Regions from separate parts of the Homo sapiens genome. Here region 2 is linked to region 1. Evidence: read pairs that join two places in POLR2A ChIA-PET (ENCODE). Cell type or tissue: A673. All regions are shown on one strand. Links, peaks and the distances in the headings refer to the core of each region. The heading gives the core; the rest is flanking DNA.

Region 1 (7,897 bases), core at 1,697-5,696:
GTCCTGCGTATTGTCTGGGCATCAGCTCCACCCAGTACAAGACAAAGGGGAATCCAGGGCCCACATAAGGGAGGCAGAGAATTCCCCACCTCTGTGTCCTTGAGAATCCCATACTAGAGTTCAAACTCCCAGGCTCCCCAAGCCAGAACTAAGCTGGGATGATGGTGGTGCCCACTGTGCACTGGGGAGCTGTGGTAGGGTGGCCAGGCAGAGACCCCATCCATCAAGGAAGACCTCTGATCGCTAAGAGCAGATGCTGAGATCCGCCCCACTCTTTAAGCAAGAACAGCAGACTGCCCCTGTCCTTCGGTAGGCTAAGGCTCTGTCTTACCCGCTGGGGTGACTCACTAAAGCTGTCTCTATTCACCCAGAGGTCCAGGCCCCAGAATAGAGCCCAGGAATCCTGCCAGCAATTCTGGACTCCAGCCCTCCCCATGCGACATTCATTCATCCATGTGCCAGGCACTGTGCTAGGTGCTGGGCAATGGCAACAACCAAGACAGCCCAGAGAGCAAAGGCTATCCCTAAAATAGGGTTCTAAAGATGCTGCTGGAGGTGGCAGGCAGGCACCACCCTCGAAAGACCCTTGCCCCAACCCCTTGGGCTTGGGAGACCTGCGCAACTCACACCATCCAAAGAAGCTTCCCTGGACACCTGCTTTTTCAGCCATAGGATCTTGCATCCTGTCTGGAGACCGATCAAGAGATGGGGAGAGGGGGTGGGGAGGGAAACACCAGGCTGCCTGGGCCCTCATGGCCGTGTTTATCCGGGGTGGATTTTTTTTAACCCAAAGGTTAAAGTGTTTCTATTTGAAACATCTATTTACATTCCAGAGTCCAAAAAAAAAACAAAAAAAAAACAAAAAAAAAACAAGGCTGCCGAGCTCCAGGCCTATATCTGTCCCTAGCCGCGTCACAGACACAGCATCAGAGCTGCGCAGGGGGAACATTCTTAGCCCTCTCCCCGAGCCGCTGAGGTGACTCACGCCTCCCTCCTGCCAGCATGGACCAAGCCACCACTCTGAAGGCCAGCCAGCGTTGGGGGTGGAGTGGGGAGACAGGGATCTGGACAGAGGGGCTGCCTGGGAGTCCATGCAGGGGCAGCCAGGCTTAGGGAGGAGATGAGAGAGCAGGGTCCCAGCCTGCAAGGTTTCTGGGGTACAATCTGGAAGCAGGTGAATGAACAAGCTGAGGAGGAAACTTCCGGCCAACTGCTGGCTGCTGCTGGTAGCAAGGAACAGAGGCGACAGGGCAGGATGGGTGGACCTGATAAGCCAGATGGCGTGGAGCTGTCCCAAGCAGATGCTCTGGGATTATTCTGCCTTCCAAGAGACCACCTTGAGTCCCAGAGGCTGTGGGCTAGGGGCCAGCAGGCAGGGTCTTTAGCTGGACCTGTGGACTCCAGACCAGGATAAGAACCAGCCCTCTGGGTTTATTCCTCATCCCAGGGACCTGTGTAGGGGGCCCCCAGGCATACGCCCCTACCTCAGGGGACTACGTGGGTATCTTGTAGAGCCGGTTCCCAAGGTTACACCCCCATCCCCACCCCAGCCTACAGGGCTGGCCCCAGGGTAATGCCCCTATCCTCGGGGCCTGCATGGATACCCTGCAGGGCTAGTCTTCAGGGTCATGCTCCTACATGAGAAAACTGCATGGGCATCCCTGCCTGGGCAGATGATAAGCCATGTTCCAAAGATTTTTTGAATCTTCCCAAAACATTCATGCTCTGACACATCCAAGTCCCACTGCAACCTTATCCCTGGGCAGCTCAGAGCCAAATCACAGGCACCTGCAGAGGCACACAGTTCCCACTTTCCAATTTGAAGCTTGGGATGCACACCCACATATCCAGAGGCAAGGACTCCCCATTCACACGCACACACACAGACACCCACACTTGAGTGCCAAGCCACTGCCAGGAGGGGCTGAGCAGGCATGGGTCCAGCAGGCCCCTCCCTGGAGGAAGCATCTTGTGGTGCCGGCCTGGTGGGGAGGCTGTGCCAGGAAGGCTTGATGCTGCCAACAGGTTCCTGGGAGTGAGGGAAGGAGCGGCCCAGCTCTGGGGGACCCCACCCCTAGCCAAGAGCCAAAAAAGTTCCTGCTGAGAAGGTGGCAGGATTAGGGGGTCCCGAAGCCCATCTGAGCCAGAGTAACACCTCTTCATCCTCATGAGATGGGAATCAACCCAGACCTGGGGAGAGGAGCGCCATCGGGAGACAGCTAGGGGCTAAGGCAGCCAAGCCCCTCAATATCCAAGCTGCCAGCCTCTGCCTAACTCCATCATGACTGCACCAAGCCTCCCCAAGTGTCTGATTCTCAAGAGACTCCTGGCTGGGGACTTGCGGAAGTCACTGTACTCGATCCTGTAGCCCCAAGAACCAAGCCAGAGGAGCTGGAGTAACCTTTATTCTTGTGGACACCCAGCTACACCTTCTTCCCTTGCCCAAACTTGGGGAGCGGGCAGCATGGAGGCGGGTCACTGACCCACTTCCTCCCCTCTGACCACAGTGCCAACTAGGCCAGGATCCTCCAGTAACCCCCAGCCCCCAGCAGTGGATGCCGACCCTGCCAGAGACTGAAGGGACTGGAAGAGATGCAGCAGAGTACAGCGGAGGGGCACCGGGGAGCAGCAGGCTCTGGGCAGGGAGGGCAGGGGCCTCTCTGAGCAGGGATCCCCCAGCCCTGTGTATTCTCAACAAAACTCTCAAGACAGATCTATGCAGGACCCTATCTGTGCAAGGCTCAGGGCCAGATGCTCAGCCCAGGGACAAGGATGCCAGATGACAGAGGGCAGGCAGGGACATCAAGGCACTTACCTGTCACAGGGATGCTGTGCAGAGAAGTCCGCGGCAGGATTTCCAAGGATGGTTCCCGACCTGACATCCCATCTGCTGAGAAACAGGATTCTGTCTCATAGATGGTCTGCAGCATCTCCACGAGCCCCTGAGCCTTGGGCACCAGCAGCATGCCAGGGAGGGGGCCGCCAGAGGCGGGGAGCAGACCGAAGGGAAGGTGGTCGGGCAGCCCGCACAGCACAGGTTCCCTCAGGCCACTGCCGACGGGACCCACACTGTAGGGAAGTGCCTCATCCGGCCTGGGCACTCCTGGCGGCAGGAGGGGCAGGGAGGCCCTAGAGCTGCAGGCCCAGCTCTGCTCTAGAGGGGCATCCGACCACCAGCCTCTCCCTGGTTCCTGGGAGCTGGGGTATGGCTGAGCACTTGGGACAGGAAGGGGAGCTCAGCGGGCAGGCGGGCTCTGTGTTCCCTCCCAACCCTGGGTGACAGCTCTGGGCCCGGCTCCCTGCTCCTCCTTCCCGAATGAGCCGCCGCCGGCAGCTGGCAGGAGACTGAAATAGCAGTTGGGGGAGGGCCCTGTCTATAAATAGGTGGAGCATGCTCAGGGAGCTGCGGGCGGGCTGCCAGGAGGCCCCATGGGGGGGGAGGCGGTTCTACCCCAGGAGGAAGCGCCAGGCGAGGGGGATGGGAACAGGGGAGGGCCTGCACTCAGGGCCAAGGCCACAGCGCTGGGTGGCCAGAGGCTGGGCTGGGGAAGGGCGCCGGCCAGGGTACCCATGCATCTGGGAGCGGCTCTGGCTGCTACTCTTGGCAAGCAAGCCAGGGGATGGAGACCAAGAAGCCAGACTCAAGCCTCCGTCTTTCTTCTTGCCTTCCAGAACAGGTAAAGGAATTGGAAGGGTCTAGGAGAGGCTGGCACACAGGCACCTTCCCTGGAGTTCTAATAGCCCCATGGAGGTTTGCTTAACTTCTGCCCTCCCACAGAGTTGAGAGGTGCCTCCCCACCCCTTCAACCAGCAGAGAGACCCCTAAACACCTGCTAAATGGCAGCTCCCTCCCGCTCATTCTGGAGTGTCGCCTCCAGAGGCTGCTCAGCCTCAGCTTCTTTCTAGGGTGTAGGGATACTCCTCCTGGGCAGACAGGTGTCCCCTGGTCCCCTTTCCTCACCCCAATCCAGGAAAAGGGACCAGGGAACATCTGCTAATTCTCAGAGCACAGGTAGCTCCTCCATGGCAATGTGCCAGGTGCAGTGCTACGAACATCATATACATCATCTCATTAATTCTGCGTGGTGACCTTGGGAGAGGCACAGATGGGAAAACTGAGGCACAGGGAGATGAAGTCACTCACCCTAGGTCATAAAGCTGCTTACATGGCAGGGCTGGGATGTCTGAGGCTCAAGTCTGAGCTCTAACCACCACACTCCACTGCCTCCCATTTCCCAGGGTTTCTATTAACAGGTACAATGACCCCTGTGCTCAAGTAGGAAGAGACTTGAGGTTGGAACCTCGCTAAGGAGAGTCAAGAGTTTTTCAGCATCCAGCCATTACCCACCAGCCAGCCTCAGGCCTGGCAGCACAGCCCCTGCTCCCTGGGTCCTGGGGCTGGTGCACCATGAGGACCAGTGGCACTCCCCCGCCCTCCCCACCGCTGGCCTGCCCCTGCTCCTCAGGTTGTGCCTCCCACTGGTACAAAGATCCCACTTGGCCCCCTGACCTCACTAGAGCCTTTTAATAGCCTGGTTATTCCTGTGTCTATATCCCCCTCCCCCTTCCTGATGTCACAGTTGCTATTTTGGAGCCCCCTCCTTGACCCCCACTCCAGGCATGGAGCCAGGGACACCTGTCCTCTCTCTGGACTGGATGACCTCACCCTCTTGTTGGGAGCCCAGGAGAAGCTGGCCAACCAAGGACACAGTGGCTGTGGCTCCTGGAGCCCAATTTCCCAGCCAGCTTCTGCCAGTCAGGGATGGCAAAGGGGTCTCCTGCCCTCAGGCTGGGAGTGGGAGGATTAGGGGGACCACACCTATAGGCAGAGGCAGGCTTTCCCAGGCCCTTGACTAGCAAGATGTATATGTTGCCAGGGGGTACCCAGTGGTGGACCAGCAAAGAAACAGGGGTCTGGAGCTGCAGCTTCTAAACCAGGGCAGATTCTAGAAAAAGGGCAGTGGAACAGTACTCCCTCAGAGGCCTAGTGCTGGTGGACATTCAGGGTATGGCTGGGGATCTTGTTCACCACCCCTTGCCCCAACCTCATCCTGGCCAACCAGGCCCTCTCAAGAGGAAGGGAAGGGAAGGTCTCCATCAGTGGGGTGATGGGCAGCAGATTCAAGGGAGCCCAGAAAGCCAAGAGCAGCAACCCCTCCCAGCCCAGGACTCCTCCCACCCACGCTAGGAGTAACCAGAAGGGCTGGCTAGCCCTGTCCCAGCTCTCTCTGCCTGCCCCAGGCATAGGAGAGTGTGGCAGGAGAGCCTTATTCTAAAGAAGAGGAAGGCGTCAGTTACCAGGACTCAAAAGCAGGGCCCCCAGAACCTGGAGCACCCAGACATTGAAGGAAACAGGACTTCCTGCTTAGGGAAGATAGTAGCACCCAGGACAGGGACACCCAGAGGTGGCTGGAGCCGGGAGCTGGGGAGCCAGCTCCCAGCACCATTACAGCCTCCAACAAGTAGGAAGCAAAGTATCAGACACAGTCAGAAAATCCTCAGTGCAATTCCCAGAACCCTCCAAGGCAATAAGAGAGGAGATCTGGGATGGGGACAAATGTCTTTTTTTCTTCTGAGATTCAGGTGATACAAGGTCCTCCTAATGTCTAACTTCAATCCTTCATGCTTTAGCCCCCCTCCTTGCAATTCACTTCTCTTTTCCGTTCTCTCCCAACCAGCACACCCATGTATCATCCCACAAACCTTATGGAGCACCCACCAAGCATGGGGTACATGAGCTTCACCCAGAGCCAGGACTGTCTTCCCCAGACTCACTCTGCCCCTCCCTCAAAGGCTGCACTCTGACCTCCTAGCCCTCTGAATCTGAAGGAGGAAAAGAGCCTAACCCTGGCTCCAGGTTCCATTTCCTGAGCCCAAAGGCTGTGGGGATGGGGGGACCTTGACCAAAGGGAAGAAAGCAAGGTCTGCTTAGTGTGCAGTGAAAAAGCCAATGGCTGGCCCAGGAGCACCCTGGATGAAGTGTGAGATGCCAGCTTCCCTGAGACCCAGATATCAGACCTGCCCACCCTCCTGTTCTTTCCTGCCCTTCGAGCCCAGTCATGCTGGAGCCCATCAGCATGGCCTGGGAGCTGCCATGTGCCAGCCAGGCCCCATGCTAGGTGTTGGCTGAACCCTCTCATTTGAAGCCAAGTCCAGGAAAAATGTGAACACCTACTTTGGCATCTTCTACTTCCCCTCAGGGTTGACCCTGCCTTCTCTGGCCATTCCATTCTAAGCCTTCAATCTCTTTGGAATGATAGAGCAGGGAAGAGGAGGGGAGAAGCAGGTCCCGCTCTGCAGTGAGCACAGAGGTGTGCCAGGGGGCATCTCAGTAGAGAAGGGAGGCCAGGAGTCTACTTCTCAGACCCCAGCCCCATGCCAGGATTGACCCACTTTCTCACTGCCTGCCTTCCCTGGGGGCTCTGAAGGAGGCAGAGCCCAAGGCTGGAAGGCAGGACACCGAGGTTCCTGGCTCCACCCCACACCCATGCCCCAGTTTCTCTGGTCACCCAGAGAGCAGGCGTGGGGGGGGGGGGCTGCTGCCCTCCATCCTGGAAAAGGGAAAGAGAGAAAGTGTGAAGGTTCTGGGAGGCGCTGGGCAGGCAGGTGTTGTCATGAAGCTTGTCTCCCTCCCACACTGGGGAGAAGGATCCTGGCCGCCTCCTCCATGGCCCCGCTGCCACCCAGACTGGCTTGCACAGTGGGCCTCACTCTTGCCTGCTCTTCTGGGCAATGGCACAAAGAGGGTACAACCAGAGCTGGCCTGGGTCCCAGGCCCCTGGGCAGCTCCTCCAACCTGGTTGGGCCGAGTCTGAGCTGAGGGAAAGTTCTGTCAGCCTTTCAGCCCCACTGAGGAGAACATGCAGAAGCAAACAGTTCCAGAAAAATAAAGACAGCCTTAATCCTCAAACCCCCTTTTGCCGGAAGAAAAGGCAGAGATCAGGGAATGGTCTCAGGGAAGCAGGCAACCCCATCAATAGCCTCCGCCTGTGATTCCAAGACTGCAAAAGAGGTAAATAAAGTCAAAGGCTGGTAGGCAGCCCGAGCCAGAGGGAAGTCATCAGCTCCCACCTTCCTGGGCAGTGGGCCCCAGAAGGAAATCACTCACAGTCTCCACCTGCTGCCCCTCACCAAAACAGTCTCTCTTGCTAACATGTTCACTGTGAGGACCAGGGATGGCCCATCTCATATTTTCTTCTGTCTTCCACAGGCTGAGCCTGTTGGTGATACTCAGTGAGGACTTGCCAAACTGAAAAGCTCCTACGCTGAGAGGACTTGAGGGGAACCAGAAGCTCTGCCCCTTACAAAGCCTACTGTCCTTTACTCTGGGGAAAGAGGAGCAAGTGTTCAGGGAAGTGAGGAAAAGGTGGGAGGCGCTCAGGGGCTGCAGCAGACCCTGGGGACTAACCATTTCCTTCCTTCCCACCTCTTATCTCCTGCCCCATGGCCCATACCTTTCCTTCTTGGGGCTCTCTACAGGGAAGTGGACACCCGCGTGCTCTGGCTTCAATCGGTGGTCTCACTTTACTTCCGCCGAGTTCCAAGGCATGTGGTTTCCAGGCTTCTGCCAGGCGCTGGGCACCCCAGCCCTAGCCCAGATGCCAGCCCAAGCTCTGGGAATAGCAGACGCTAGGCCCCTCAGAAAGGAAGAGCTGGGGGGAGGCTGACTATCTCCCTGGCCCAGGGCAGCTGGAACCCCACAACTGGGAAAGCCAGTCCAGAACCCCAGGAACACTCTGCAGGAAGGGCCTCAAGCAAACATCCCCAAGCAGTGGCCCCAGTTCCAAAGCCTCTCAACAATCCTAAAATGAGGTTCCCAATCCCTGGCCCCCTCCTTTTTTCCTTCTTTCCCCAACACAGAGAAGACAGCATCTCCCCCTGCTGGGGGGAGCTGGAA
Region 2 (5,603 bases), core at 1,604-5,603, 390 kb before region 1:
CATTGAGCATGTTCTCTCTGAGGTCAGGGTTTCCAAATCTTTTGTTTCTCAGAGTGATTGCTGGCTTGTTTGGTTGCCTCAGCCAGTAATTCTTCATACCGCTTATGACCTTTATACTCCTGTACCCATTTTTCATGAACCCACACCCTCTCTGGCTGTTTGCTAAAACACTGGACATGATATTTTCGGGCACCTCCTGTGTTAATTTTGGTATGAACCTCCAGCTGGGGATCACTTCAATCCATACAAGGCCAGCACGGATAGGTTCCCACCTTGGACCACACAAGATCACCAACTTGAAACTTAACACCAGTGGACACTTCTGTTGTTGGAACAGAAGATAGTATTGGCTGAACTGGGGCTTCCTCTTTTAGTACTGGATCTTCCCTTGGTTTTTCTGATATGGTGTGAACCCTCTCATTTGGTCTATTTTGTTCCTCTGGTTCTAATTTGGGGATTTTGTGTGACTTGCGCTCTTCAGATCTTGATGAGTCATGCTTTTTGGGTTTTTTCCTCTTTTCTTTTCTGCTTTCATGCTTTGACTTCGTGTGCTCACTTGCCTGTACTTCATTTAAAAGGTCTCCACAAAGGGAAGACTTGAACAATTCCCTGCCATTCTGGATAGTTTTGGTTATTTTTAGTTTAACTTCAGGTGAGCCACTCTTCTTTGGAATCACAGTTTGTGGTACCGAAGTGGTGGCTGTGGAGGGGAAGGGTTTTCTAGAATTTAATGTGGTCTTCTGTTTAGAATTTCTGAATGGTAATAGTCAGTGGGGCTAAAGTTTCTAGCTGCGCCAAAGTCATTGGCTGACCCATTAGGATATTGATTATGCGACTGGTATTTGGTTTGAATTTCATACATGCTGATTGATGGCAGGTAGCCATTTGTGAGTGGAGGAAGATCTGTTGTAGGTGAGTATTGAAAGCTTTGCTGCAAGGTAGCTTCGTATGGTGTCTGGCCACCATCTTCAGCAATGTCAATTTTGTTATCAAAGGCATCCTCCTGACGGATGCTGGCGGAGTCAGTGAGTTGAGGTGGTTGTTGAACTGTGTTTCCCGTGATCCCTTGCATGAAAGAGAAAGAGAAATCCATTGTTCTGCTCCAGCATTCTTAACTTTCCCTTTCTCTCATCGGGCCTTCAGTTTGTCCCGTTCTAACCGCCCGGCCGTCTCAATGCGATCACAGGAGGGACACGGAGATCGAGGAGGGCCACAGCCGGACCAGGCCAGGCGTGCTGCGGCAGGAGGAAGGCTCCGGAGGTGGGGTGGGAAGGGGAGGCCGAGAGACGGGTGTCGCCGCGCCCCCGCTGCCGCCAGAGAGGAGCCTACGGCTGGCAGCCTGGCCTGGGCAGCAGGGTCCTCGGCGCTCGGCTGGGAAATCGCACGTCTCTCCGCGGTGACCTGTGCACAGCCCCTGGGCCTCCGCCTCCGTGCTGGCAGCCTCCGCCTCAGCGCACAAAGCCCCGTCACCCCGACTCTCGGGGCGCCGCCGCCGCCAAATCCTCAGCCCCTCCCTCATTGGCCGCGGCGTCTGCCGGGAAGTGCAGTCCCGGGTTTGGGGCGATGGAGCCCAGGAGGAAGCGGCGAGTCAGCGCGGCGGAAAGGGCGGAGGGGACGGAGGGGGCGGAGGGGACGAACCACGAACGCCCGCGGCCGCGAGGGTCTGGACGACAAAGGAGAGACTAGGCGAGAGGGCTTGTTGCTTTTTTTTTTTTTTTTTTTTTTTTTTTTTTTTTTGAGACGGAGTCTCGCTCTGTCACCCAGGCTGGAGTGCAATGGCGCGATCTCGGCTCGCTGCAACCTCCGCCTCCCGGGTTCAAGCGATTCTCCTGCTTCAGCCTCCGAGGAGCTGGGATTACGGGGGCGCGCCTCCACGCCCAGCTAATTCTTTGTACTTTTAGTAGAGATGGGGTTTCACCATGTTGGCCAGGCTGGTATCGAACTCCTGACCTCGCGATCCACCCGCCTTGGTGTTGCACTTTTATAACTCTTTTTACCTTCTCACCAAACTAGCATTTAGGAAAAAAAAAAAATCAACAAAAACAAAACAAAAAAACCAAAAACCTCTATCAGTCATTTACACGTTAGTTGGAAATAATTTAGACCAGTGTGGCTCTCCTTCGCAGAACACATTCAGTCCTCTGTGATTATTAGAAGCAAGGTTCACCTTTTGATCTTGGTTAAAGAAATTTCAGGCTAAATTTCTGGGGAGGAGATGTATTTCAGGTTCCAGGATCCCAGAATTGCTCTGCACAAGTCACAGCCATCCTTGTTCCCTGAAGTCTCTGTTGGCTGCACCATGTCTGCTGCTCCTTTATGAGTGGTTTTGGGAGAGGCCAGGCTGAGCTCTTACTAGCTCCTTGCAACAAAACAAGCGAATGTGAAAAGTCTTAAACACTCAGCTTTCTGGTCAGAGGAAATCCCAAAATCAGCATGACTCAGGATTTTAAGTGCCCCATAGAGTGTCCAAGAGAAGAAACCTAGGAGTCTAGGGTCTTTCAAAACCCCAAAGTTAAAACCTTTTATCACCCTTTCCTGACCTTCCTGGCTTAGGATTTTAGGCAGCCTCTTGGAGGCCTCCCTTGCCTGGGGCACACTTGGCCATAAACCCATTCATTCAGCCCTACTGATTTAGTGCCCATTATGTGCCAGGCAGAGGAAAAGTAGAAATGGTAGGATCTATCTTCAAGGGGCTCAAAGTCTGCAGGAAACAGGATCCGCTAACAAATTAGAGCACAAGGGTGTGCCGAGTGCTATAATAGCAGTGTGGGTTGCTGTTGAGAAAATACAGAGGAGGGTACCACCAGGGAGCTTCTATGAGTTGAGCTGAGCCTTGAAGGTTGAAGAGGCATTTCTCACATAGAGAAGACGAAATAGTGCCCTGATTGTATACTAGGAATGAAAACACCAAGTGCTTACCAAGCTCAGATAGGTAACGTAAATGAATGGAGTAGGTGAGTAAAGTAGCAGGGATTGTCAGCGGTGGTGGGGAAGTGGAAGGCCTGCATCCTGCCTACAGGGCTTCTGCTGGAAAGACAGCCTGGCCTGGATTCAGCCTCCATTTGCACCTTCTGCTAGGTGCTTTTGTGCAGTGCACAACTCACACAACCTCACATGGCTGCCCTGCCTGCCTAAGCTGGCCATCAGCTGCTTGTTGCCATACTGAAAAAGAGGGTTTGGTTTTGCCTCGCCTTGCTTTTTCAATAGAAGCCAGAAACTTGAATTTTTATGTAAAAATTTCCAATTTGTCAAATGCCATTGTAGCCAAACAAAAATCTAGCCTCAGGCTGGATCCACCATAGAGTTTCAGTTTGAGACCCCGATGGGAACCAGTCCCCTGGGCACATGCTGCTCTCTCTCCTCCATACCATGCAACACAGTCCTTTGCTGAGATTTGACAAGGGAAACACAGTCATAGATGAAACCCCCTACAGCTGCTGCAAAGCCCTTCAGAAACATGAGATTGGCCTCTGAACCAGAGGAAAGTAACGTGGGGCTGTACAACAGCAGCCAGCCTGTGAGACTGATGGATAAAGCTTTAATTTATCGGTGCACCTTGTTTGGAGAAAGCTTCCCTGCCCTCTTGGCTGCCCCCACCTCCAACCCCTCCTGTTTTGCTAATGATAAATGACAAGCAGTGGACATTTATTAATTAAACCACCCGCTGTAGCCATTGGTAAAACCCAAGGCCACATGCAGGGGAAGCATTCAAAGCATTCCTGCTGCCCCTGCCCAGGGCACAGGCCCCAGGGTTATCCTTTGCTGGAGAGAGCAGGCCACGGCGGCCACAGCCTCACATGATGGGCCTTCCTAGGATCTGTCTGGGTTCTGGCTGATAAATGGAAATCACCTCCATGGGCCACACAGTAATTAAACTCCTGGCATTCTTTTGACAAAAAAAAAGTTCCTCATGGGACATTCCCACAAGCTGCTGAAGGTCTGGGCCCTGCAAGCTCCCAGCTGATTACCAAGGAGTTTTCGAAGTTGGCCTTGACTGAGGATCAAAGGAGGATGGGAGTTCAGGGAATGAGGGTGGGGGTGGGAAATGCCTTAGAATTAAGTTGATGATGGCCTGTTGCGGTGGCTTATGCCTCTAATCTCAGTGCTTTGGGAGGCTGAGGCGGGAAAATCACTTGAGCCCAGGAGTTTGAGACCAGCATGGACAACATGGTGAGACCTTTTCTTAACAAAAAATTTAAAAATTAGCCTGGTGTGGTGGCACATGCCTGTGGTCCCATCTACACGAGGAGGCTGAGGTGCTAGGATTGCTTGAGTCCAGGAGGTTGAGGATGCAGTGAGCTGTGTTTGCACCACTGCACTTCAGCCTGGTGAAGGAGGAGACCCTGAGACAGAAGGAGACCCTGTCTCAAAAAAAAGTTGATCATTTGGATGTTCGGCCTGAAACACCCACATTTATTTCCCCAGGACCGAGATGGGCAGAGAGATAAAAGCAGGCCTTCAAGGCTCATTTATTTATATTTCTACTGTTTATTTGTTCCACTGATGTACCCCAAGTACCTAAAACAGAGCCTGGAACATAGTAGGTGCTCAGTAAATATTTGTTGACTGATTAGCTGGAGATGTGCTCATGTCTTTTTAACGAAAGCAGTAATCAGGAGAAATTCCTAATTAAGGTCCTAGAACCAGTGGCTTCTAATTGTTTGCTGCCACAGGATTGTAAACATGTTGAAGATGAGGCCAGTGTCTTATTCAATTGACTGTCCCCAGAAGCAGGCACAGTGCCCAGCCTAGGGCCTACACACCGTGGTTTCTCAACGATATCAATTGTCTGAATGACTCAGGGGTAAACCATTTTTCAGTGCTGGGTCAGGCAGAGCCCCACTGGGACGTGACCTGCACACACTTTGGCAGTCCCCTGGGATGCAGTGGTAGCAGCAGCAGAGTCATAAAGCCTGGGGATCAGAGCCACACTGGATATCACAGCTGGAAAGGCCTGAGATCTCAGCCAGTCCCTTGCTAAGCAGAAAGAAGAAATGAATTAGCTACAAATCTTGGGGCCTCTAAAAACACAGCTTCATTTTTCTGTTTCTCCTATAGACTCCCCATTCTGTCCAACTGCCAAAAACATTTAAGTTTATTTAATAATCAATGTCAGCTGAAGTTGGTCATATCAGACTTAAATTCAATCTATTCCCAGTTGCCTCAACTTCCCTTGTCAGGTCATCTACTTAGTTCTAGTGGCTTCTGTGCCATAGGAGGGGGAGCTGGAGGAGGGGGAGAGCCGAGCCATGGTCATCAGTATCTGTCTTCACTAACCTCTTGGGCATGGTCACCCCATTTTGTTGGTGTCTGCTAAATCCACATCTTTTTTTTCTGTAGTAATTAGCCCACACACTCTGTGTCCTCCTGACTCTGCAGCTGAGGCCCTCCCAGCCCACCAGGCCCTGCCCAGCACCTTCCATGCCTTCCTTGGAAGTGTTGGAAAACTAGCTGGCCCCTCATACTATAGGGACCCAGGGAAGTTCTGATTGACCCTGGGTGCCATGATAGAACAGGACTCCACCCACTCAGCATTCCAGATAAACAGTGGACACAGTCTCCTTTGCACTCCTATTTTCCCAACTGGTTGGGAGGATTCTGTT

The links. ChIA-PET counts read pairs that join two places held together with the same protein. Peaks named below come from ENCODE experiments on the same cell type or tissue, not always from the same donor. Only the 100,000 strongest peaks of a DNase experiment are listed, where the experiment ranks them.
Region 2: POLR2A ChIA-PET joins it to region 1 with 5 read pairs; 3 of 35 experiments call an interaction of 5 or more read pairs at or near these places.

Annotation. Positions count from the first base shown.
Region 1 is chr17:44,107,914-44,115,810 of GRCh38, forward strand. HDAC5 (histone deacetylase 5) reads right to left here. Exons shown (of 27, transcript NM_005474.5): 3 at 2,816-2,887. Among named protein-coding and RNA genes, the nearest start is that of HDAC5, 12 kb to the right of the region's middle. RefSeq lists an enhancer at 4,101-4,601. In A673, for the core only: no CTCF peak of the experiment used is centred there; a DNase peak (open chromatin) is centred at 3,348; H3K4me3 peaks cover 709 bases; H3K27ac peaks cover 1,190 bases.
Region 2 is chr17:43,719,344-43,724,946 of GRCh38, forward strand. It overlaps the pseudogene WHSC1L2P. Among named protein-coding and RNA genes, the nearest start is that of SOST, 37 kb to the right of the region's middle. RefSeq lists silencers at 1,261-1,330, 1,361-1,470, 1,621-1,680. In A673, for the core only: no CTCF peak of the experiment used is centred there; no DNase peak of the experiment used is centred there; H3K4me3 peaks cover 465 bases; H3K27ac peaks cover 523 bases.